Regions from separate parts of the Homo sapiens genome. Here all the other regions are linked to region 3. Evidence: chromatin loops called from intact Hi-C (ENCODE). Cell type or tissue: heart right ventricle. All regions are shown on one strand.

Region 1 (5,000 bases), 210 kb before region 3:
GCTGGGATTACAGGCGTGACCCACTGTGCCTGGCCTAGAAACCAAAATCCTGTAGACAAGACAGTAGAACCAAAATGATCTATGTCAAAAAAGAAGTATAAATTAGTCCTAAGTGTTAATTTTCTTAAAGATAATATCAAGCTTCTCACAGCTTTTCTAATATGGAATTCATACCAACACAAAATACATGACATTTAAATTAGGTTTCTTTTTTCTTTTTCTTTTTTTTTTTTTTTTTAATTAAAACAAGTTTTGGCCAGGGATGGTGGCTCATGTCTGTAATCCCTGCACTTTGGGAGCCAAGGTGGCTGGATCACTTGAGCTCAGGAGAGTTGGAGACCAGCCCGAGCAACGTGGATAGATCCCGTCTTTACAAAAAAATATTAAAAAAAAATAGTGGGGCATGGTGGTGTGCACCTTTAGTCCCCAGTAACTTGAGAGGCTGAGGTGGGAGGATGGCCTCAACCCAGGGGGTGGAGGTTGAAGTGAGTTGAGATCATGCCACTGCACTCCAGCCAGAGCAACAGAGCGAGACTCTTTGTTTTTTTTGTTTTTGTTTTTTTTTTTGGTAGAAATGGAGTCTTACTGTATTGCCCAGGCTGGTCTCAAACTCTAGCCTCAGGTAATCCTCCTGCCTCAGTCACCCAAAGTGGTGGGATTACAGGTGTGAGCCACCTCACCTGGTTAAATTAGGTTTCAAAAGAAAATTTTCCATAAACATAAATGCCTTATTATTTAAATCAATTCAACTTTTTTTTTTCACTTATGCTTTTTGATTTTTTTAGTCTGGAGTATAGCAAAGGCTCTTTTTTTAATACAGGGTCTTGCTCAGTCGCCTATAGCTCACTATACCCTTGAACTCCTGAGCTCAAGTGATCCTTCCACCTCAGCTAGGACCACAGGCATGCATCACCATGCCCAACTAATTTTTAAAGTTTTCATAGAGATGGGGTCTCAATATGTTACCCAGACTGGTCTCAAACTCCTGGAGGATCCAAACAATCCTCCTGCCTTGGCCTCCCAAAGTACTAGGATTACAGGCATGAGTCACCCGGCCAAAGGCATTTTTTCATTTTTAAAGTTCTCTATGTGATCTCACTACATATGCAGCCAGAATTAATAACTATTGCCCTAGTGAGGATTATAGTCTCATGCATTTGTTTTTATAATGTGCTCCAGATGTTAAGAGCTTAGAAATTGACTTGTTATTAAATCTGCTACCTGCTCTGGAACTTGTGTTTTAGAAGAAGATTTAGATTTATTTAGTTTTCAGGTCATTTGCTTCCTGCCCATAAAGATGGAGCAAGACAGACAGCAAAACCATTTTGAAAGAGTAACAGCGCCACCTTTGAGAAAAATTAAAGTCTTCCAAGTCACTTTGTTTTCCTCCAGAAAAATCACTTTAGTTTTGCTATAAGTGATCTTAAATGATGTTTCAATAACCATCACATTTTTGGCAAGGTAATCCGTTTATAAATTTATACTCACTTCTATATTCCATTTATATAAAGTTGATGCATTACAAATTACTTTTTTTTTCCTTCTTTTTTTGAGACAGAGTCTCGCTTTGTTGCCCAGGCTGGAGTGCAGTGGTGCAATGTTGGGTCACTGCAACCTCTGCCTCCTGGGTTCAAGCAATTCTCCTGCCTCAGCCTCCGGAGTAGCTGGGATTACAGGCACGCACCACTGCGCCTGGCTAATTTTTGTATTTCTGGTGGAGACAGGGTTTCGCCACGTTGGCCAGGCTGGTCTTGAACCCCTGACCTCAGGTGATCCACCTGCCTTGGCCTCCCAAAGTGCTGGGGTTACAGGCGTGAGTCACTGCGCCCGACCACAAATTACTTTCTAAAAAATTTGTAGTAATATATTTTGAGGAAGATTGGGTCTATTTGAGCAAACAATTTTCTTCAAGTTTTCCTCTAAGATGGGCATGTAAGAGAATTTCAAGGAGTAATATTTGGAATTGTATCTTAAATGTTTTAACATGTTTGAAAGTCTTACATGGTGCCTATGTTTCTAAAGAAAATGTAAATGAAACCATTCCTGTAATAATGCTTCTCATTCTGAAGAGCTCAGTCCATAGGTTAAATCTATATATATCACTGGCAAGAAAACAGGATAATAAAAATATTACCAGGCATTAAATTTGCTAGGCTAAATTTTATAATAATTTGTGAACAGGATGATTCTAATAACTTCTCAGAGATTGCAACATTTGCCTCTAGCAACTGCGGTTCTACCACATGCTTTTAACATGGTACAGTGAGTAATAACCTTTAGACTTGGAGAATATGGGCTTTTCTTTGCTTCTCTTCCAATGCTCCAAACAAACTAGACTGGTCTGTCTTCTCATTGTCTTCGGCTTTCTTTTCTATTACAGGAACCTGATGCTCTCACTGTTCTCCACTGCCTGAAACTGTCAGCACAACTCAGGTTCCTTCTTCCCCTTCCTACACGCTTATTTTTCTTGTTCCTTCTACCCTTCTTGGCTTTCAGTGAAATAGCTACCTTTTCATCCGATTAATCTTATTACCACTTTCCTTCTATAAGATGAACAAACCAATCACAGTTATATATTGCAGAATCTTAGAGTCACTAGCTTTTTTTGACTGTTCATTTCTGGCTGCTTGCGGAAATTTTTGTTTTTCTAAAACATCAAAGGATCATGTTTTGTTTTTATTGACTTCAGGGGTCTGGAACTATTCAAAATTATCCTAGAACCCTGGTTTTCAGAAGATAGATTTCTAAATAGGTAAAGTTTCACCTGTAGAGAGAAATGTCCTCATTTTCTGAGTCAACAATTCACAAAAGGACTAGGTACTTATTTTAATATAAGAGAATTTTATTTTGAGATTTTAGGATTCCCTGTGAGTTGTATAAATAGTTTATGTGTTCTAAAATATGGGTCAAGATTCACCTTTTTCTCTATTGATGATACTACTACTTTTTATGCCCTGTACATAGGTATGTTACAAGAATCAATTAACAGTTATGTCAATTTCATATTTCACTAGTGACTGAAATGCTAGCTTTGGAAAAATAGAGGGCAGCATGGAGCAACAGATTAGGTACTAAGGCAGGACTCAGGACACTGAGCTCTAGAGTGCTAGATAAAGTAATAAAATAATTGTCTGATACAGCTTTGGGCAATTATAAAACCTAAGGACCTCAGAGGCTTCATTTGTAAATTCAGAGAAGAGAGGTGTTTCATTCCTTTTATTTCCCACTCAACTACACATGTCTGAGGCAGGAAAACAAGGCTGCCCCACTCGTGGCAGTCCTGACGACGATCCTCGAGGGCTGCTCTTGGCCTCCAGCCTTGGCTAAGGAGAACAGGGACCCCCCAAAGCCCATGGGAGAGAGGCACGAAAGGTGATTTAAAGTATCTTCTAGCTCTAAAGTTACGTGATAACTAAATAGGAAAATCTGCATGTGAATAGTAATAGCTGCTCCTTCATAGTTCTCAAAAAGGAAGATACACATTATGTAATGTAATAATGATAGAAAAGATTTCACCATTCTTCCCCATTTACATTTTTTTAGGAGATTACACATAGAAGAATAAAGCTTGACACATTAAAGCGGGGAAAGACTGGTAAGATTCCATGAGCAGAGACACAATCAAATTATTCATGCTCCAGTGAATCAGCAAATCTGGGGTTAGCCACTTCTAAGAAAGGATGGCTCATTTTTCCTGATCCCTTGGTCTCTGATCTTTCCATTTAGTCTTGCCAGTATTTGAAACATACTACCCTCACAATTAGTAATATTCGTAAGTAAATATGTCATTTTATGAAGAGAAAAAATTAAAGCTAAGTACTCTCTTAGGTAGGCAGATGAAGCTCTAAGATCAAATTATCTGACATGTCAACACTAATTTTCTTTTTCTTTTTTTTTTTTTTTTTTTTTTGAGATGGAGTCTCACTCTGTCATCCAGGATGGTGTGCAGTGGCATGATCTCGGCTCACTGCAACCTCTGCTTCTTGGGTTTAAGCGATTCTCCTGCCTCAGCCTCCCAAGTAGCTGGAACTGCAGGCACACGCCACCACGCCAGGCTAATTTTTATATTTTTAGTAGAGTCGGGGTTTCACCATGTTGGCCAGGCTGGTCTGGAACTCCTGGTCTCAAGTGATCTGCCTGCCTCAGCCTCCCAAAGAGCTGGGATTGCAGGTGTGAGCCATTGCACCTGGCCCAAATTTTTTTTTTTTTTTTTTTTAAACAAGGCGTTTGTCAAAGTGGCCACATGGACTGGAAAGAGAAATTTGATTTTTTTTTTTTTTTTTTTAAATACAGTCTCATTCTGTTGCCCAGGCTGGAGTGCAGTGGCATCATCTTGGCTCTCTACAACCTCTGCCTCCTAGGTTCGAGCTATTCTTGTGTCTCAGCCTCCTGAGTAGCTGGGATTACAGGCATACACCACCATACCCGGCTAATTTTTGTATTTTTAGTAGAGACGGGTTTTCTCCAGGTTGGGCAGGTTGGTGCTGAACTCCCAGCCTCAAGTGATCTGCCTGCTTTGGCATCCCAAAGTGCTGGGATAATAGGCGTGAGCCACCATGCCTGGCATGAAAGAAGAAATTTAAATCCTCATATAACTACTGCTACTACTACCACCATTATTACCTTTAACCTTATATAGAGTTTCTATCTGCCAGGCACTGGGCTAAGTGCTTCACATGTATTAACTCATTTAATTCTCACATCCCTACTTAAATAGATATTACTATTAATCTCATTGTTCATATGTGAAAACTGAGGTAGAGCAAGAAGTAGTAATTTATTCAAGGTCATAAAGCAAGTGCAAGGGACAAGAGTCCAAGCTCACTACAATTACCTTATTGAAGTTTCTCATAATAATAGCTACCTATTTAGTACTTACTATGTACCAGACACTGTTTTAAAATACTTAACAAGAGTCTGGGTGCCTGTAATCCTAGCACTCTGAGAGCCCAAGGCAGGAGAATCGCTTGAGCCCAGGAGTTCGAGACTAGCCTGGCAGG
Region 2 (5,000 bases), 200 kb after region 3:
CATGATAAACTAAAATAACTAAGTAGGACACATACTGTGTTAGAAATGCTACCAAGAAAAATAAAGCAGGGAATGCTATGAGGGTGGGGCCTGTATAATAATTCTAAATGGGATGGTCAGAGGAGGGTCTCGCTAAGATGATATGTCAGTAAAGTGTAAGTAAAGAGATGAGGCAGTGAGACCTGTGAGTGTCTGGGGCCACAGAATTTAGGCAGAAGTAACAAATGTAAGGGTTCTCATTACTCATGAATTTTTCTCTTTTTTTTTTGAGATGAGGTCTCACTCTGTGCCCTAGGCTAGAGCTCATTGCAGCCCCTAAAGTCCTGGGCTCAAGTGTTCCCCCAGCCTCAGCTTCCCAAGTAGCTGGGGCTACAGGTGCATGCCATCACACCCAACTAATTTTTAAAAATTTTTTGTAGAGACGTCTCGCTTTGCCCAGGTTGGTCTCAAATTCCTGGCTTCAAGCGATCTGCCCACCTCAGCCTCCCAAAGTGCATGTGCGACAGCGCTCAGCCTACTCATGATTTTTTTTTTTTTTTTTTTAGACAGAATTTCGCTTTTATTGCCCAGGTTGGCGTGCAGTGATGTGATCTCAGCTCACTGCAACCTTCACCTCCTGGGTTCAAGCAATTCTGCTGCCTCAGCCTCCCAAGTAGCTGGGATTATAGGCGTGCGCCCCCACGCCCGGCTAATTTTGTATTTTTAGTAAAGACCTGTGAGTGTCTGGGGCCACAGAATGTAGGCAGAAGTAACAAATGTAAGGGTTCTCATTACTCATGAATTTTTCTCTTTTTTCTTTTTCTTTCTTTCTTTTTTTGTTTTTTTGAGATGAGGTCTCACTCTGTGCCACAGGGGTTTCACCATGTTGGTCAGGCTGGTCTCCAACTCCTGACCTCAAGTGATCTACCCACTTCGGCCTCTCAGAGTACTGGGATTACAGGCATGAGCCACTGTGCCCCGCTCCTACTCAGTATTTTTAACTGAGCAGCTGGAAAAATGGAGTTGCCACTAAGTGATAAAGAAATGACTGGAACATCAGTGTAAAGGAGAGGTCGGAAGTTCAGTTTTGGACACATTACCCTTTCGGCATGTTTTAGACATTAAGGTGGTGATACCTATTTGGCTTCCCATTATAAGAATTGATTTCAGGTGTTGTCTAGGGTGGAGCTTTCAATTTGGGGGAGCCAGTAGCATATAGATAGTATACAAAGTCTTGAGGTCATGTAGGGATTGAGTGCAGATAGAAAAGGGGACAAGGTCTAGTGGCTGAGCCCTGAGATACTCTCACTGTTAAGACTCGGGGGATGTGCTCTGGTTTCATTTGAGGGTTGGATTAAAATTAAAAAAAAATCTAAAAGAGTTAGGGGATGTGAATGGAAGAACAAGGTAAAACAACTAACAGCTGTAAGTCAAATAGGAAATTTGGGTTAGCGTACCCTGGAAGCTAAGTGAAGAAAGTGTTTCCAGAAAGAAAGTGTTTCAAATACTGTTGTCATTTAGGTGGAGGGAGGATTGAAAAATGACCATGGGATTTAGGAATGTGGAGGTCATTGGTGACCTTGAAAAAGAAGGTAGCTTTTGGTGGAATAGCAAGACCACAACCATGATTGGGGTTATTGAAGAAAGAACTGTCTTCTTGAGTGGGAGGAATAAAATTTGATACAGCGAGTTTTTAGACAGTGTTTTTATAGAAGTTACTTTACTTCAACATAATTTTGTAAACACATACAGAAATGAATTAATATTTTGATAAAAGGGCTTATAAGAGAAAATCGTTTTAGTGATAAAAAAGCTTTTTTCCTCTTGATTTCTCTTGTCACATAAATATTTTCTTTTCAAAAATAATGCTACCTTTTAGATTTTAATATTTAAGCTAAAAAGGCTTTGCTGTATTACTTTTCAAACCATTATTCTGACACTTGGAAAAATTTTTTTTTTTTTATGAGATGGAATCTCACTCTGTTGCCCAGGCTGGAATGCAGTGGCACGATCTCAGCTCACTGCAACTTCCGCCTCCCCGGCTCAAATGATTCTTCTGCCTCAGTCTTCCAAGTAGCTGGGATTACAGGTGCGTGCCACCACACCTGGCTGATTTTTGTATTTTTAGTAGAGATGGGATCTCACCATGTTGGCCAGGCTGGTCTCGAACTCCTGACCTCAGTTGATCCGCCCACCTCTGCTTCCCAAAGTGCTGGGATTACAAGCGCAAGCCACCGCGACCGACCGGCCTGGAAATAATATTTTTAAAAGAGCCATGTTATTGGTTTTCTGAGTTTAGCTTGTTGCATGGAAATACTTACTGGCCTAAAGTAAATTAAATGCTCATATTTAGCACACACCCTTATGGTTTACGGCCATTTTTCTTATAGGTTTTTTTGGGCGGGGGAAGGGGTGGGAATAGATGTCTCCTTGTCAACATTGGTACCCACCCTATAGACACTGATGATAATTACCCAAGTACAAATGTAGCAAAGGTGCCCTCTAGTGGCTGCCTGCTGGAATTGCATTTTGAGTCTTGCAAATCATTTTATTCACTGGGGAGATAATTTTTGAGTATAGTGTGTATGAAGCACTCTGCTGTATGTACAAGCACATGATCTTTGCCCTCATGGAGCTTGCAGTCTAGGAAAGGGTTGAAAGGCATTCATCAGATGATAACAAAAAACTGAAAAAAAAATTATTTTTTTTTGAGACTGAGTTTTTTTCTTGTCATCCAGGCTGGAGTGCATTGGCACAATCTCGGCTCACTGTAACCTTTACTTCCCAGGTTCAAGCGATTCTCCTGCCTCAGCTTCCCAAGTAGCTGGGATTACAGGCACCCGCCACCATGCTCGGCTAAGTTTTGTACAAAAATACAGGGGTTTTGCCATGTTAGCCAACTTGGTCTCTAACTCCTAACCTCAGGTGATCTACCCGCCTCAGCCACCTAAAGTGCTGGGATTACAGATGAGAGCCACAGCGCCTGGCTAAAACTGAACATTTTTAATTCTTCTTCTTCTTCTTTTTTTTTTTGAGATGGAGTCTCACTCTGTCGCCCAGGCTGGAGTGCAGTGGCACGATCTCGGCTCATTGCAGCCTCCGCCTTCCGGGTTCAAGCGATTCTTCTGCCTCCATCTCCCAAGTAGCTAGGACTACAGGCGCACGCCACTGCACCCAGCTACTTTTTGTATTTTTAGTACAGACGGGGTTTCACCATGTTGGCCAGGCTGGTCTCGAACTCCTGACCTCAGGTGATCCGCCTGCCTCGGGTTCCCAAAGTGTTGGGATTACAGGCGTGAGCCACCACACCCAGCCAATTCTTAACTTCTTATATGTACTAATGAAAACCTAAAATAAGGATATTTCACTTAACCAGAGAGGCCAGAAAAGTGATATTTGAACTGAGTTTTGAAGAATTACTGGAGGTTAAGGAGGAAGAAAGTGTGTTTTAGGCATAGAAAACAACATTTTCGAAAAGTTCGGTGATAGGAAGAAGCATAGTGATATAGGAACTCTGATGAAGGGCAGTGTAGCTGGAACGGATAAGGAAATAAGAGACTTGGATAAAATGAGAAAATACTGCATTTTATAGGCAGTGGTAAATAATCATGTTTGGCTGGATGTGGTGGCTCACACCCATAATTCTAACACTTTGGGAGGCCAAGGCAGGTGGATTGCTTGAGTTCAAGGAGTTCAAGACCAGCTGGACAACATGGCGAAATCTCCCCTCTACAAAGAATTGGCTGGGCGTGGTTGCACGCGCTTGTAGTCTCAGTTACTCAGGAGGCTTTGGTTGGGAGGATTGCTTGAGCCCAGGAGGCTGCAGTGAGCCAAGATTATGTCACTGTACTCCAGCTTGGGCAACAGAGCAAGACCCTGTTTCAGAAAAAACAAAAGAATTGTGTCTTTATCTTAAAAACAATTGTGAACTATAACAGAGTTGGAATGGGAAACATAACCAGATTTGTGTGTTTTTAATTGTGGTAATATATGCTTAGCATACACGTAACTTACCGTTGTAAAGCATGTGGTTCATTGATGTTACGTACGGTTACACTGTTTTGCAACTGTCATCCACCATTCATCCTAGATTTGTGGGCTTTTGTTTGTTTGTTTTTGTAATTTCAGCTTTTAGATTCAGGAAGTACATGTACAGGTTTGTTACATGGGTATATTGCATGGTGCTGAGGTTTGGGGTACGATTGATTCCGTCATCCAGGTAGGGAGCATAGTACCCAATTGTTAGTTTTTCATGTCTTCCTCCTTCTCTCCCTTCTCCCTCTAGTGGTCCCCAGTGTCTATTGTTGCCATCTGTATCTTCATGTGTACTCAATGTTTAGCTCCCATTTGCAAGTGAGAACATGTGGTATTTGGCTTTCTTTTCCTAAAAGAAATTGGAAATTTCTTTTATTTAGAAATTTAGAAATTTCTTTTCCTAAGTAAATTGGATTAATTTACTTAGGATAATGGCCTCCAGCTGCATCTGTGTTGCTGCAAAGGACATAATTTCATTTTTTTTTTTGTGGCTGTGTAGTATTCTGTAGTGTGTATGTACCATATTTTCTTTATGCATTTCACTTTTGATGGGCACCTAAGTAGATTCCTTGTCTTTGCTATTGTGAATAGTGCTGCAATGAACATTTGAGTGCATGTGTCTTTTTGTAGAGCGATTTATTTTCCTTTGGATGTATACCCACTAACAGGATTGCTAGATCGAATGGTAGTTCTAAGTTCTTTGAGATATCTCCACACTGCTTTCCACAGTGGCTGAATTAATTTATATTCCCACCAACAGTGTATAAGCATTCCCTTTTCTCTGCAGCTTTGCCAGCATTGTCATTTATTGGCTTTTTAATAATAGTCATTCTCACAGGGTATGAGATGGTATTTCATTGTGGTTTTGATTTGCGTTCTCTAATGATTACTAATGTGGAGCTTTTTATGATTCTTGGCCGTTTGCATGTCTTCTTTTGAAAAGTGTTGATGCCTTTTGCCCACTTTCTAATGGGGTTATTTGTTTT
Region 3 (5,000 bases):
CTTTGGCGGCATGGTGGAGGCGGCTGGTGTCAGATGAACCCGGATTCGGGACAACCGAAGAAAGTTGCACCTTGGCCTCCTCCAAGCCGAAAGCCAAGAGCGAGTTTTTCTTTTTCTATTGCATTGTCAGGCTGCAAATTTTGTGAACTTTTTTTTTCCAAGCCAAACTGTATCCAGCTTTATTAAAGATACTTTCCATAAACAGTCATGGTATTTCAGGCAGGACATGGGCAGACAATCATTAACAGTATACAACAACTTTCAAACTCCCTGGATTCTTCAGTGGACTACCAAAAAGAAAGCCAGTATAAAACCCAATGAAGTCTTCATCTGATGCTCTGAACAGGGAAAGTTTAGAGTGAGGGTTGATATTTCACATTCAGCATGCTGTTAACTTTTCACAAACCAACCTTGACTTTCAGGAAGTGAAATGAAAATGGCAGAATTTATCTGAAGATTCACAATCTAGAAATGGAACCACTGCTCTTTTGACAGGTGCCATCTCAGTGGCATCTGGAAAGTCCAGATTGCCTGACACTGGTAACCAATGACTAGGGGTCAGGTCCCAACAGACGTCTGGGCTTAAGGGAGTTAAGTCTATGCTGAAAGATGGAAAGGGAGAAGAGGACATAAAAATAAATTTGTTTTTCCATACCGCAAGCCTTTTGTGCCAAGGTGGCCATGTGTATCAAAGCCAGGGAATCCCTCCTCCTGGGAGCCAAAAGGAAGTCTCTAAAAACTAGAAGGGAAAGGTGTTTTCCCCATATCAATCCAGCTTCGGAGTCATTCTATTAGTGACGTATGCCCCTTCCCCTAAAAACAACAATGAAGTGTTCTGTGTGCTAACAACGTAGCTTAAAAAAAAAAAGTAAAATAAAATTCTGCATTTTTATAAATCTTGATAAAAAATAGTATTTCAAACTGTATAGTCACCAGATGTACACAGTTATCAAAAATGCACACACTTCACTTGGCATCTCCAGCACCTTCAGCTTTCTGTGCCTGATCTGTTTTGGCATCTTCATTTTCTGCAGGGCTATTCCCTCCTTGCCAGCATCAGCTTTTCCCTTTTTCCCTTTGGGTACCTTCTCTCCCTTCTTTGCAGGGGCCATTTTAGGCTTGGGCTCCGGCTTTGGAAAAGCAGGTTTAGCAGACAACCTCGCGGATCTTTTCTGTGGTTCGTCCTTCGTCTTGGCTTTATCTCCTTTAGCATCCCCTTCAGCCTTTCTCTTGGTCATGGTGGCGGCGACGATGGCATTGAGACGTAGGCACTGGGCGCAGGATGCAGCGGCGCGCGGGCTTTGCTCGGTTCGGGGATCGTTCTCGCCTCTTCTTCCTCCAAATTTTGTGAACTTTTATCATTTCCAGGAGGGTAAGTAGGTCCAAACATTCCCCAAAAACACAAATGACATATTTTCCAGGGCTCTGCCTGAGGCAGCAGCATATAGGGTGCAGGGCTGCCCTGGAGCAGGAGAGGCCAGGGCAGATGTGTGTGACTCTTCTCCCTCCCTCCCTCGATTTGTGTTCAGAAGTAAGTATCGTCATAGACTGACAAGGCTAAAATGAATATCAATCTAGTCTCGAAGAAGGAGTTCAGGGAAGCATGAATGGGGGAAGCGGGGAGGAAGCGCCATTTCTTTCCTCCTTAGAGTCATCGCCTCCTGGAAGTGGCAAGATGAGACGGCCAAGGCATAGGCCTGGGGCCAGCCTGGCTTGGCTAGACCCTGACAGTTTTGTCAAAGCAGGGAGGATTTCAGAGAGAAGGGAAGCCGGGCTGGAGGGTGTCCATGATGACTATGGGCTTTCCAATGTTTTCTACTCCTAAGAGATTTCAGAAATGTGGCTGTTTTGGGAACAGTCCAAAAACACGAAGTATCCCCAGTAGTCAAGGCAGCACTGCCACCTAGAGGAATTGTGAGACACTACAGCCTTGTTCTTTCAACCAACATGTGCAAACCAGCGTGTGCAAAAGATGAAGATGAGAGAAGGGAGCCAGGGGTTCGTTTATCAACCTTGAGAACAATCGGGACGCATAAAGGCAAAAATGGACAACAAGTGAGGCTTGGTTTTGAAGCTTTCTTTCTTTCTTTTTTCCTTAGACGGAATCTCGCTCTGTCGCCCAGGCTGGAGTGCAATGGCGCAGTCTCGGCTCACTGCAACCTCCGCCTCCCGGGTTCAAGCGATTCTCCTGCCTCAGCCTCCCAGGTAGCTGGGCTTACAGGAGCGCGCCACCAAGCCTGGCTAATTTTTTTGTATTTTCAGTAGAGACGGGGTTTCACCATGTTGTCCAGGCTGGTCTCAAACTCCGCTGGCCTCCGCCTACCAAAGTGCTGAGATTACAGGCGTGAGCCACCACACCCGGTCAATTATTGTATTTCTTGTTTATTAACTGTCTTCTTCCCTTAGAATGTAAGTTCCACAGGGTTAGAGATTTTTGTCTGTCCTGTTCATTGCTGTATCCAAAGCAATTACAATAGTATTCAACATATAATAGGTACTTAGCAAACTTTTAATGAATGAACCAACCCAAAACAGAGAATTCTGACCAACCACCTCCTCGTTCAGAGGGGAAAACAGAGGCCCAAGAAGAAAGGCGACTTCTCCAAGGTTGTGCAGGAAGTCAATGGCAGAACTGGAACGACAACTCAGACCTGAGGTCCCCCAGGCCAGCGCACTTCCTACATACCAACGACATATGTTTCACCTACTCTTGGCCCACACACTCATTTCTCACAAGATAGAAATAACCCTCAAGACTAAAATGTATTACTTCTTCTCCTTCTTCTTCTTCTTTTTTTTTTTTAAGACAGTCTCACTCTGTCACCCAGGTTGGAGTGTAGTGGTGCAATCTCCACTCACCACAACCTCTGCCTCCCGGGTTCAAGCGATTCTCCTGCCCTATCTCCAGAGTTGCTGGGATTACAGGCGCCCGCCACCACGCCCAGCTAATTTTTGTATTTTTAGTAGAGATGGGGTTTCACCATGTTGTCCAGGCTGGTCTCGAACTCTTGACCTCAGGTGATCCGCCCACCTCAGCCTCCCAAAGTGCTGGGATTACAGGCATTAGCCACTGCGCCTAACCAAAATGTATTACTTCTTCTAGAATTTTTATTTTTTAAAAGTATCTCTACCCAAAAGTATAATGGTGGACTTGGGAACACCAGAAACAGGTTGTTGGAGAGGCTATTGGGAAGTGGGGAGCCTTGGTGGAAATCCCCAAATCATACCTTGGCCTATGCTGCCTTAGGGGTGAGGCTCATCCTAGAGAAAGTGCCTCACTATCGGAGCCTTCGAGAAGGGTCCTTTTCCTTAGAGAATAAAGGGTACTTTCCCTAAAGTTTTACTTTCAGTTTTTTTTGTTTTTTTTTTTTGAGACGGAGTCTCTGTCACCCAGGCTGGAGTGCAGTGGCGCAATCTTGGCTCACTGCAAGCTCCGCCTCCCGGGTTCACGCCATTCTCCTGCCTCAGCCTCCAGAGTAGCTGGGACTACAGGCGCCCAATGGTGCCCGGCTAATTTTTGTATTTTTAGTAGAGACGGGGTTTCACCGTGTTAGCCAGGATGGTCTCAATCTCATGACCTCGTGATCCACCCGCCTCGGCCTCCCAAAGTGCTGGGATTACAGGCTTGAGCCACCGTGCCCAGCTGTTTCCTGACTTTTTAATGATCGCCATTCTAACTGGTGTGAGATGGTATCTCATTGTGGTTTTGATTTGCATTTCTCTGATGGCCAGTGATGATGAGCATTTTTTCATGTGTTTTTTGGCTGCATAAATGTCTTCTTTTGAGAAGTGTCCGTTCATATCCTTTGCCTACTTTTTGATGGGGTTGTTTGTTTTTTTCTTGTAAATTTGTTTGAGTTCATTGTAGATTCTGGCTATTAGCCCTTTGTCAGATGAGTAGGTTGCAAAAATTTTCTCCCATTCTGTAGGTTGCCTGTTCACTCTGATGGTGGTTTCGAGTTTTAAATGGAAGAGGCTCCTAACCGCGAATGTAGTGACTAACTACTGCCTGACCCACTCCCACCCCAGTCTCTCAGGAGTCACCCGAAGTTTCCTCTTTATAATAATTATCACAAATATATGTAACTGAAGAGAAATAGCAGAGTTTTGCATCCATTCTCACTGGATTTTTGTGTCAAACTTGTGAGGGAAACTCCTTCTCCCCATTACAAAGAAAACAGGCTATGGCCAGGCTTGGTGGCTCAGATGTGTAATCCCAGCACTTTGGGAGACCAAGGTCGGTGGATCACTTGAGGTCAGTAGTTCGAGACCAGCCTAGCTAACACGGCAAAATCCCATCTGTACTAAAAATACAAAAATTGGCCAGGCTTGGCGGTGCGTGCATGTAATCCCAGCTACTCAGTAGGCTGAGGCAGGAGAATTGCTTGAACCCAGGAGGCAGAGGTTGCAGCGACCCGAGATTGTGCCACTGCACTGTAGCCTGGGTGACGGAGCGAGACTCTGTCTCAAAAAAAAAAAAAAAAAAAAACAAGAAGAAGAAGAAAGAAAAAGAAAACAGGGGCTTAGGGGCTGACTTAGTTGAGTTGAGATGCTGACTGCCCAAGCTTTTTGACTCCTCCACACACAAGGCTCTGTCTTTTTGATTTTTCTTGTTTTTGTAAACAGACATTTGCTTTTTTTTTTTTTTTTTTTTTTTTTGAGACAGAGTCTTGCTCTGTCGCCAGGCTGGAGTGCAGTGGTGCTATCTCGGCTCACTGCAAGCTCCACCTCCTGGGTTCATGCCATTCTCCTGCCTCAGCCTCCCCAGTAGCTGGGACTACAGGCGCCCGCCACCATGCCTGGCTAATTTTTTTGTATTTTTAGTAGAGACGGGGTTTTGCCATGTTAGCCAGGATGGTTTCGCTCTCCTGACCTCGTGATCTGGCCGCCTCGGTCTCCCAAAGTGCTGGGATTACAGACGTGATCCACCGCGCCGAGCCTTTTTTTTTTTTTTTTTTTTTTTGAGACAGGGTCTCACTCTGTCACCCAGCCTGAAGTGC
Region 4 (5,000 bases), 290 kb before region 3:
GAGGGAAAGCTTCCCAGGGCCCAGCCTCCCCATACAATTCATAGGACAGGTCTAGAGTGAATGAGGGCTACTATATCCATAAAAAGAAAGAGAAAGGAAAGACAAGACAATATTGCCCAGTGAGTCAAGCATGATCGTAGCACAAAGAAGCAGGGCACTCTTCCCCAGAGCAGGCCAGTTCAGAGAGGCAGTCCAGGGCTATGCCCCAGTATGGCTCCCGCCGTGCTCCTGCGCGGTGTCCCAGGGCCTCCTGGCACCTTCTTATCATCAGCCTGGGGCGAAATGCCAGACCAGATGGTAGAGGCAGAAGTCAAGCAGGCAGGTGCCGTCCAGGGCATTCCAGGCCAGCTGAGTGTGCAGCCAGCGCCCAATTCAGACGGCGCCCCAGGCCAAGGCTGGCCCGCTTAGGGACCGCGCTCGGGCTGGACGTCGCGCTCAGCGCGCAGGGCCCCCATGGACGTCGCGCCGCTGACCTAGCTGTCAGACATCGCCACGAGGAGTAGGCAGGCTCGGGAGGCCGAAACGCTGTGCTCACCTCGAGCACTGCCAGGCTGCTGGAGAGGCTTTCCGGGGCACAGAAGCTGCAGCGGCGCGGGGCGGTGGGCTGTGAGCGAGCATATGTAGGGGAGCGTTTCCCGCGAGAAAGCAGAACCTGCGCCAGCCGAGGGCCCTAGGGCTGCTGGTAGGAGGACTGTTCTCTATCGTCCAGCTGCTCCCGACCTCTTCTCTGAACTGGCCCTGCTCTGGGGAACAGCGCCCTGCTTCTTTGTGCGACGATCACGCTTGACTCATTGGGCAACATTGTCTTGTCTTTTCCTTCCTTTTATGGACATAGTCCTCGCTCACTCCAGACTTGTCCTGTGAATTGTATGGGGAGGTTGGGCCCTGGGGAGCTTTCCCTCACGGCTTTTAGAATCTCAACACCCTTGCCGCCCGCCCTGGCTGGGTGGAGATACAACCAGAAGACAGACACCGCTCCCCTAAACCCCAGCCTCCAGTATAAGCTACAAAATAAAAATGTGGGCAGGGTGAGGTGGCTCATGCCTGTAATCCTAGCTCTTTGGGAGGCCGAGGCGGGTGGATCAGCTGAGCTCAGGAGTTAGAGACCAGCCTGGCCAACATGGTGAAACCCCGTCTTTACTAAAAATACAAAAAAATTAGCCCGACATGGTGGCGGGCATCTGTAGTCCAGGCTACTTTGGAGGCTGAGGCAGGAGAATGGCGTGAACCCGGGAGGCAGAGCTTGCAGTGAGCTGAGATCGCACCACTGCACTCCAGCCTGGACGGCAGAGAGACACTCTGTCTCAAAAAAAAAAAAAAAAAAAAAAAAAAATTAGCTGGGCGTGGTGGCTTGTGCCTGTAATCCCAGGGAGGCTGAGGTAGGAGGAGCACTTGAGCCAGGGAGGTGGAGTTTGCAGTGAGCCAAAATCACGTCACTGCATTCCAGCCTGGGCAACAGATTGAGACTCTGTCTCAAGAAAAGAAAGGAAAAAAAGAAAGAAAAAGAAAAGAAAAAAGAAAATGTGAAGCTCTTCTAAGTGCAGCTGCTCTGCAACTATGCAAGCCCCTGCCCCATGAAGCCAGGCCTGCCCCTAATCCTTTACCACACAAGGCTCATTAAACTTCGGAAATCTCGGAGTTACTTGCTAGGAAAAAGCCATTCCCCACTTCCCCATTTGCATAATAAACGGAGGGGCAGGGAAGACCCATCTAACCACCCCACGTGTACCCATGTGTCACCCTTATCAGATGCAGGAGGTGAGCTGAGCTGCCAAATGCTTGGCTTCTTTCTGGGGCTGTAATACAGCCATCCCTCCCCAGGGCCACACCTGGAGAAGGGAGTGGCTAGGACAGGGTCTTCAGGGAAACTGCTGCCTTATTCTCAACTGCTTGTCTCAGTCCCCATCCCCCCAACCCCCAACTCAATATCTAAGAGAGAGAGAGAGTAGTTCCAATAGGGAAGTCTCCTGAAGGAGGCTAAAGTTCTGGGTACTGGGTTTGGGGTGGACCTAAAGAGTTTTTTTTCAATTCTCTGAATGCTATTTCATTGCTGTTAAATGATACTCTTCCCCTAAATGGAAAGGAGACAGGAAGGACAGACTGGTCTACAGTTACACAGAAAGAACTTCCAAAGTATTAGACGAGCAGGGACAGCAGAGGGCGCCAATGTGGTGCAAGGGCACTCAGGGAGGAGTCGCCCACAAGCACATTTTTTTCTCACACGCTGCAAATCTATTCAGAACCACCTCACCCCCAACCTCACACATATTTCCCATCTCACAGGCACATCAGAGGTCAGAGTGAGGACTCCAGGCTCTGATTCTCCCACTGGCCGCCAAGGGACCTTCACCAGCCCCCACCGCACTCCTCAACTATTTTCATGAACTTAGTTAGGGCAGCTCCCCTCAGTAGGGAGCTGGGTAGAGGAGCTGAGACTCCCAGGTTCCCTGCCCATCCAGCGGCCCTGTCCATCTAGCGGGAAGGCGTTTGCTGCAATGTTCTTTATAATGGGGAGTGAGCTGATGATACAACCTGGGTGTACTGTGGAGCCACAAAATGAAAGTTGCAAAGGCTGCCCAGTAACACGGACTCAGGTTTACACTGAAATGTGGACATTAAAAAGCAGGACCCTCCATTGTTCACTATGTCAATAGCGCGCTTGCATATAGATAAAGGCTGCAGGGGACACAGAAAAATTAAACACGGATTGAGGTGAGGTGTTTTTTCTTAAAAATACATCAAATTTGTAAAATGATTGCCTCTGGGAAATAAGGTTATGAATAATGTTTCTTTTTCTCCTTTCCAAATGTTCTACAATGAGCAAGTGTTATTTGGGTAATCAGGAAAAAGAAGTTCACACACACACACACACCCCTGAAAGAGCTTGCTTGCTTCCTTCCTTCCTTTCTGCTTGCCTTCCTTCCTTCCTTTTTTTCTTTTTTTTTTTTCTTTTCTTTTTGAGACAGAGTCTTGCCCTGTCACCCAGGCCGGAGTGCAGTGGCATGATCTTGGCTCACTGCAACCTCTGCCTCCCGGGTTCAAGCGATTCTCCTGACTCAGCCTCCTGAATAACTGGGACTAGAAGCATGCGCTGCCACCACACCTGGCTAAGTTTTGTATTTTTAATAGAGATGGGATTTCACCATGTTGGTCAGGCTAGTCTCAAACTCCTGACCTCAGATGATCCACCTGCCTCCACCTCCCAAAGTGCTGGGATTACAGGTGTGAGCCCCCACCCCTGCTAGTCCTTTCCTTCTTCCTCTTTCTTTCTTTCTTTCTTTCTTTCTTTCTTTCTTTCTTTTCTTTCTTTCTTTCTTTCTTTCTTTTCTTTCTTTCTCTCCTTCTTTCTGTCTCTTTCTTTCCTCTCTCTTTTTTCTTTCTTTCCTCTCTCTCTCTGTCTCTCTCTCTCTTTCTTTCCTCTCTCTTTTTTTCTTTCTTTCCTCTCTCTCTCTCTGTCTCTCTCTTTCTTTCTTTCTTTTTACAGACAGGGTCTCACACTGTTGCACTGTTGCCCAGGCTGGAGTACAGTGGCATGCTCATAGCCCACTGCAGCCTCCATCTCGATCTCCCAGACTCCAGGGATTCTCCTACCTCAGCCTCCTGAGTAGCTGGGACTATAGACGTGCACCACCATACTCCCCTAATTTTTTATTTTTTGTAGAGACAGGGTCTCTCTATGCTGCCCAGGCTGTTTTCAAACACCTGGGCTCAAGTGACCTTCCTGCCTCAGCCTCTCAAAGGGCTGGGATTACAGGTGTGAGCCATTGTGCCTGGCCAAGTCTCTTTTTTCTTTCCTTTTCTTTTCTTTTTCTTCTTTCTCTCGCTCTCTCTCTTTTTTTTGAGGCAGAGTCTCACTCTATCACCCAGGCCCCAGGCTGGAGTGCAGTGGTGTGATCTTGGCTCACTGCAGCCTCCACCTCCTGAGCTCAAGTGATTCTCCAGCCTCAGCCCCCCAGGTGGCTGGGACTACAGGCATGTGCCACCATGCCCAGCTCATTTTTGTATTTTCTGTAGAGACCGATTTCACCATCTTGCCTAGGCTGGATTCGAACTTCTGGGCTCAAGCAACCTGCCAGGCTTGGCCCCTCAAATTGCTGGGATTACAGGTGCGAGCCACCGCCAAGCCACCCGCGAGCCTGTTTTCTTAATGTTGTCACAATGTTAATTAAGGAAGGACCATTCCTTTCCCCACCAAAGTTGCTCGTGTGGCTCTTCTTCTCCCCAACCCAATTCCCCCTCATCACCCTCTTTAGGGGATCCCTCCACCACAAAACCAGAATGTAAATGAACACACTTGCAAAATCTGACCTCGCTCTGATCCCAGTGTCCTGCTGGTGTGAGCCTGGGCTGTTGTGGCCAAGATGCTGAGAGGGGAGGGGACGACCACGGGGGAGTATTCCTGAGTTTTCTGCAGGAGAGGAACAGAACATATGTCACCTCTATCACTGGGTTTTTCCACACGTATTACTGCTATTGTTATTTCAAAATGTTCGGGGCCAGAAGTTTCTGCCAACTCCTGTACCAAAAAGGCTCCTGTCCTTCCCTAGTGACAGTCTCCAGCTCTCTCTGCCGGCCCCCTCCCTCCCCTCCCTCCCCTCCCCCAGATTCTCTGCACAGTCCAGAGAAATAGGGCAGGCATAGAGGGTGGGAAGAGGGCACGCAGCCTCCACAGGTGCTGGCAGGAAAGGAGTTTTTTCGTCTTTGCTGGAATACAGCAGAGATCCAGGCTGGGGAGAGGTGGAGCCCAGGCTATTGACTAACCCTTCTTTTGTGTGGATTTAATCTCACTCTCTGGGAACACAAAAGCTGGAATCTCTGCAAACCTTTCCCTGAATAATCTGCGAGTCAGCGGAGAATCTGCGGGTGAGGAAAGCCAGGGCAGATGGAGGCTGGGACTCCCAGCGGGAGGGAAGTATGTGGTGTTGGGAGGAGGTGAGATGGCACAGAAAGAGCACTGGGAAGTGGAGCAGGAGACCAAAGTTCTAATCCCACCTGTACTC
Region 5 (5,000 bases), 330 kb before region 3:
ATAAGTTCTTAAAGGGATTGTTTGATATTATTATATAGCACAAATGTGATTCAATAAATGTGGCACTACAAAATTTCTTAATACTGAATGTTTTAACCTTAAATATTATATAATGGTACAAATTAATTTTAGTTTCTTGTAATATTTTCACATATACTTTTATGTGATACATTAGAACACATTAGCTCATACAGATTGTAAGATAATCACACAAAATAGTTTCTTTTTTTAACCTCAATATTTGAAGACCAAACCACACTATATATTATGGCACTGCTTATTTTGACCTAGCACTTCAGCTATATTTTCTTTGGTAAACATTTTAATGATTGTCATGTTTTCCTCTTATAAGATAAATCACAGATGGTTCATTAATAATATGTATATGTTTAAGATTTAATATTACTCAAAACACTTCTAGGTCATATTTTATCAAGATGAGATTAAATCAGTTGCAGAGAGGAATGAGCTGTATCAAGATCACATATAGAATGAAAATACAGAAAAGTTTGGAATGTGAACAGGAAAAAAATACAATCATAAAAGTACTAGTTCTAAAATGTTCTACTATTATTATACAAGACAATAAATCACCATGCTGAGGATATTTTCTTTCATATGTATATCAGCATTCTATTTCCTCTGTGAAATTCTGCATACTCGATGAGTAGTCATTTAGTACACAGGGACATTAAAATATTCATGACGTGGCTACAAAAGAAATGCATATATTCTTACACACAGTATACAAACTGACACAGACACAATCAGATTTCTAGAACATTTAGTTCACAGTAAAGATAACTAAAACTTAAGTTTCTGTTTGCTTTCCTTCTTTGGTTTAAGGCTGAATATTTAACTTCTAAACAATGCCCAAGACTTTAGATTCATTTTTTTCTAACTTTACTACATACAGTGTTCAAAATGATGACAGACATCCTCCAGAAATTTTACAAAATCCTAAAACACTATATTTACTACTAATATTATGAAAAGATTTTCAGTGTAAGTCATCTGGTCAATACTGAGTTGACCAAAAATTCAATTAGAATATTTCCCTTCCACCAGTGTTTAAATTCATTAGTACATTTGTATTACATAAACTAAAGAAACTAGAGAAAAATCTTTCCCAAAAAAACTGGAAAAGTAGTCACTCATCTGGTATTTTAAGTAGCAATGAAGGTTTTTAACTGTTTACTTATACCTACAAAAGCAAAAAATCCAAAGAATTTGACTGAGACTGAGGATATTACTTTTTTAAAAATCCTCAAGACAGATTTTAACAAACTCTCCAGATTTGAGTGTCTACAGAAGGACTTCTAGGGGCTCCGAGAGTTCCCTGAAATTAGAAACAAAATGATGTACAAATTTTCCTGGGGTGACGGCCCATCATCTTTCGGACTCTCAAAGGGATTATATCCCCACCAGAAAGCAAGTTTAAAATTGCTTATTTGAGTGTCTTTAAAGTATCCTCATTTTAATATTTATTCAATTTGAAACTTTGAAATATTGAACTACAAAATCATGTAAACTGTTCCAAGAAAAATATCTAACAAATCCCTAAACTTACACAACCATTAATTACAAACGTATCTGAGGACAAAAGCCAGTTACATTTTAATCCTCAAAGAATTCCTAAATATTTTAAAGAGATAGCTGCCCTTTTCCCCCAACTCAGAATATAGTGGAATGAAGCAGCAAGTTAAAATCATATTAGTAAGAAATTAAACTCCCAACTACTTCATTTTCTCACAGAAGCTCTCATTTTCATAGGGAAATTCTTCTGTATCAATGGCATTAGTGATTCACAGTATTTAATGAATGCTTTTTTGTCAATGAACCTCTGAAGCTATTTCCATATTCTGTGTAAAAAATAAATTATAAGCCCCAATAATGGATCATTATCCAAGCAAAATTCCCTATGAAAATACCAGTTTAATGAAGTAATTGGGACTATCCCTTGGGATTTAATGTAATTAGACTTTTCAGGTAATGCTAAAATATAAATAACAAACTTGACAGAATTGTCATTACAAACTGAATGTATATACCCTACTACATTTCGATGCGTGTCAGTACTCCAGCAGGTATTCTAGTACGCTTTCTTAAACCCAGTGAAACTCTTGCTGTGATACATAGTCTCTGTTTTCTCCTGCAGTAGATCGGCCTGCTCAATTGCTTTAAGGACATTTTTCTTGGATGTTTCCTGAACTTCCCCTCCCAAAAGAAACTCATCCAAAATAAAATAAGCCTTCTCAAAATTAAAGATGATATCTAGTTCACAGACACTGCCGAAATACTTGTCAAGTAATTCCACATAACGATGAATTATTTCCAGGGTAATTAGTTCATTGTCCTGATCCTCAATAGCACAGCAAAAATACAGACTAGCATATCTTTTGTAAACAATCTTCAGATCTCGCCACTCAAGGAAGCTGCACATTTTAGGTTTCCGTGCTAAAACGGTCTGAACAAGTTCTCTTGTGATCTTTTTCTTCTCTTTGTCCGATAGTGGGACATACCATTTTTGCAGTCGAAGCTTTCCCTGACGACTAAAAAGCAACATAAACTGCATGGCGGCCGCGGGCCGCGGGCGCGGCGGAGCTTGGCCGGTGGCGGCGGAGCTTGGCCGGCGGCGGCGGCAAAGGGGAAGCCCCTGTCGCCGTGCTGAGGAAGAGAAGCCGTGGTGCTGTGGGGAAGGGCCATGCCATGTCATTTCTATTTCTCATTCCATGGGTAATAAAAGCAGAACCAGCCTTCTGGTGGTCACAAAACATTTTGACATGAGAAAGGCTCATGATGAGCAATCTGGGAATGTACATCCCAGAGCATGCATGCCCTTTGACCCACAGCTACCATGATGTCATGTCTAGTAATTAGTCCTAAGGAGATCATCAGAGATATGTAAAGAAATTTCATTCTAACAGCATCCTCTGTAGTGTTATACATCAGGGGCTGGCAAACCATGTCGGGAAGAACACAGTCATGCCCATTCATTTACAAATTGTGTATGGCTTCTTTCCCTGCAACAGCAGAGTTGAGTGTTGCAACAGAAACCTATGGCCTGCAGAGTTTAAAATATCTACTCTTTGGCCTTTTTTTTTTTTTTTCTTTTGTGACAGAGTCTTGCTCTGTCGCCCAGGCTGGAGTGCAGTGGTGCGATCTTGGCTCACTGCAACCTCTGCCTCCCGGGTTCACGCCATTCTCCTGCCTCAGCCTCCCGAGTAGCTGGGACTACAGGTGTCCGCCGCCACACTCACCACACCCAGCTAATTTTTTGTGTTTTTAGTAGAGACAGGGTTTCACCGTGTTAGCCAGCATGGTCTGGATCTCCTGACCTCGTGATCTGCCCGCCTTGGCCTCCCAAAATGCTGGGATTACAGGCGTGAGCCACTGCGCCCGGCCTACTCTTTGGCCTTTTATGGAAAAAAGTTGCTGACTCCTGGTGAATATATTAAGAAAAAGTTGGAAAAACCTAAATCTTCAAGAGTGGAGAATTAGAAAGTAAGACACGTTGTATATAAGACAGATAGTGTGTGTGTGCATTTATTTGTAAATACATTGTTTGGAAGTAATGTTGTCAACATATGTTGCAGGTCTTAAAAATTGTTCAATATATAGTGTTAATCAACAAACAGGCAAATTATAAAATGTAGACAGAATGTGATTGTGCATTTTGTGCATACACCAACAGAAGAGGGTGCTAAGAAGCCTGTGGACCAACATGCTAAGTGTGGCTCTTTTGATGGTGGTATTATGGGATTTTAAAAATCCTCTTGGTTTTGTATAGATTCTGACCTTCCTGTAATGAGTGTGAATAAATATGTGTTTCTTTATAAATGTAAAAATAACTTTATCTTCCCAGTTCTCATAATTGAAAATGTTGGAACAAATGGTCCTGGGACAGATCTTTCCTTTGAGAAGGGCAGAGGAGGGGATTCAGCTGGGTTTCTGTTGCATTTCTAGTAACACACAGTTGTGAAAGGCCAGTGTTGGCCATTCCCCAGGACAGACTGGGGTAGAGGAGGTCAGGATTTAATTACTTGAGGGACCAGGGAATGGACGTGGCCACAGTCCTTCCTGACTCGCTGTTTTCCCTTCCACAGTCCCTGTCTTCTCCTCACTGATGCACATAGATGCCTGACCAGAGGAGAGATTTAGTTTTCATCCGAGGATTATTTGTTATGTTGCAGTTCTGAAATTCCCATAATGTTTAAACTAGAACACAAGTGATTTCATTATCTCTAATGTGTACGGCTTGATAGAAATATATTCCATTATGTATCACCTTAAATCCAGATAAAACATAAGGAATTTCTATTCCATGTTTGTATGATCAGTGCTAATAATATAAAAAGTCTAAAAAATAGCTATTTCCTATATTACAGTATGAAATAAATATGCTGAATGATTTGTTTTGGGGGGTGGAAAGGTGTAAGACTGAGGAGGGTGCCTGTGGGGAACAGTGATAGGAATCCTTTCTTAAGGGTTGGGTTTTACATATGTCTTTTAAAATAGATGATATCATTAATAAATTATCTGTGGGCATCATGAAAAAAGTGGATAATGTACAACTTTTATGAGCTTGACAGTTGGTGAAACGCTTTTCTGTTTAAAATTTTATTTGACCCTCCCCAAAAGAAATGTTTATTCATGAGTATTAGGGTAGTTCCAGTAGTAATGCCTCAAAAGAACCAGGAGGTATAGTGTTGTCTAAAATGTGGACTCAGGAGCCAGACTGCCTGGCTGTGCAACTAGCCTTGTCACTTCCTAGATATGTGGCAAGTTAATTAACTCCTCAGTGTTCTTATCTGTAGAATGGGGATAATCATAATATACATCTCAGGGTTATATTAAAAATTGAAAAAGTTAATTTTGTAAAGCATTTAGAATGATATCTGACAAATAAGTGTGTTTATAAAAGCAAACCCTATAAAAGTGTTTACTCATTAAATACAATAATCTGAAGCCATTAGTGATTTAAACACTTGTGGCTGACT

What was found. Hi-C counts contacts between places; a loop is a spot of excess contacts. Peaks named below come from ENCODE experiments on the same cell type or tissue, not always from the same donor. Only the 100,000 strongest peaks of a DNase experiment are listed, where the experiment ranks them.
Region 1: it touches region 3 in a loop (4-fold over the local background); 53 of 110 quality-filtered maps call a loop at or near these places.
Region 2: it touches region 3 in a loop (2.6-fold over the local background); 37 of 110 quality-filtered maps call a loop at or near these places.
Region 4: it touches region 3 in a loop (4-fold over the local background); 66 of 110 quality-filtered maps call a loop at or near these places.
Region 5: a loop joins it to region 3, with 4 times the contacts of the local background. A loop is called at or near these places in 45 of 110 quality-filtered maps.

Annotation. Positions count from the first base shown.
Region 1 is chr17:60,228,281-60,233,280 of GRCh38, forward strand. All of the region lies in intron 12 of USP32 (ubiquitin specific peptidase 32), which reads right to left. It also overlaps SCARNA20. Among named protein-coding and RNA genes, the nearest start is that of CA4, 81 kb to the left of the region's middle. In heart right ventricle, a CTCF peak has its summit at 3,042; no DNase peak of the experiment used is centred here.
Region 2 is chr17:60,636,444-60,641,443 of GRCh38, forward strand. All of the region lies in intron 3 of PPM1D (protein phosphatase, Mg2+/Mn2+ dependent 1D), which reads left to right. Among named protein-coding and RNA genes, the nearest start is that of PPM1D, 39 kb to the left of the region's middle. In heart right ventricle, CTCF peaks have their summits at 2,480 (motif pointing left) and 4,290 (motif pointing left); a DNase peak (open chromatin) is centred at 2,478.
Region 3 is chr17:60,434,201-60,439,200 of GRCh38, forward strand. It overlaps the pseudogene RPL12P38 and the pseudogene HMGN2P42. Among named protein-coding and RNA genes, the nearest start is that of CHCT1, 14 kb to the left of the region's middle. In heart right ventricle, a CTCF peak has its summit at 1,902 (motif pointing left); a DNase peak (open chromatin) is centred at 1,871; H3K4me3 peaks cover 432 bases; H3K27ac peaks cover 419 bases.
Region 4 is chr17:60,140,902-60,145,901 of GRCh38, forward strand. No RefSeq gene overlaps it. Among named protein-coding and RNA genes, the nearest start is that of CA4, 6.6 kb to the right of the region's middle. RefSeq lists enhancers at 413-969, 1,676-2,185. In heart right ventricle, CTCF peaks have their summits at 1,367 and 2,158 (motif pointing right); a DNase peak (open chromatin) is centred at 2,180; H3K4me3 peaks cover 398 bases; H3K27ac peaks cover 2,323 bases; H3K27me3 peaks cover 2,405 bases.
Region 5 is chr17:60,100,088-60,105,087 of GRCh38, forward strand. It overlaps the pseudogene LOC653653. Among named protein-coding and RNA genes, the nearest start is that of HEATR6-DT, 23 kb to the left of the region's middle. In heart right ventricle, no CTCF peak of the experiment used is centred here; a DNase peak (open chromatin) is centred at 2,644; H3K4me3 peaks cover 802 bases; H3K27ac peaks cover 766 bases.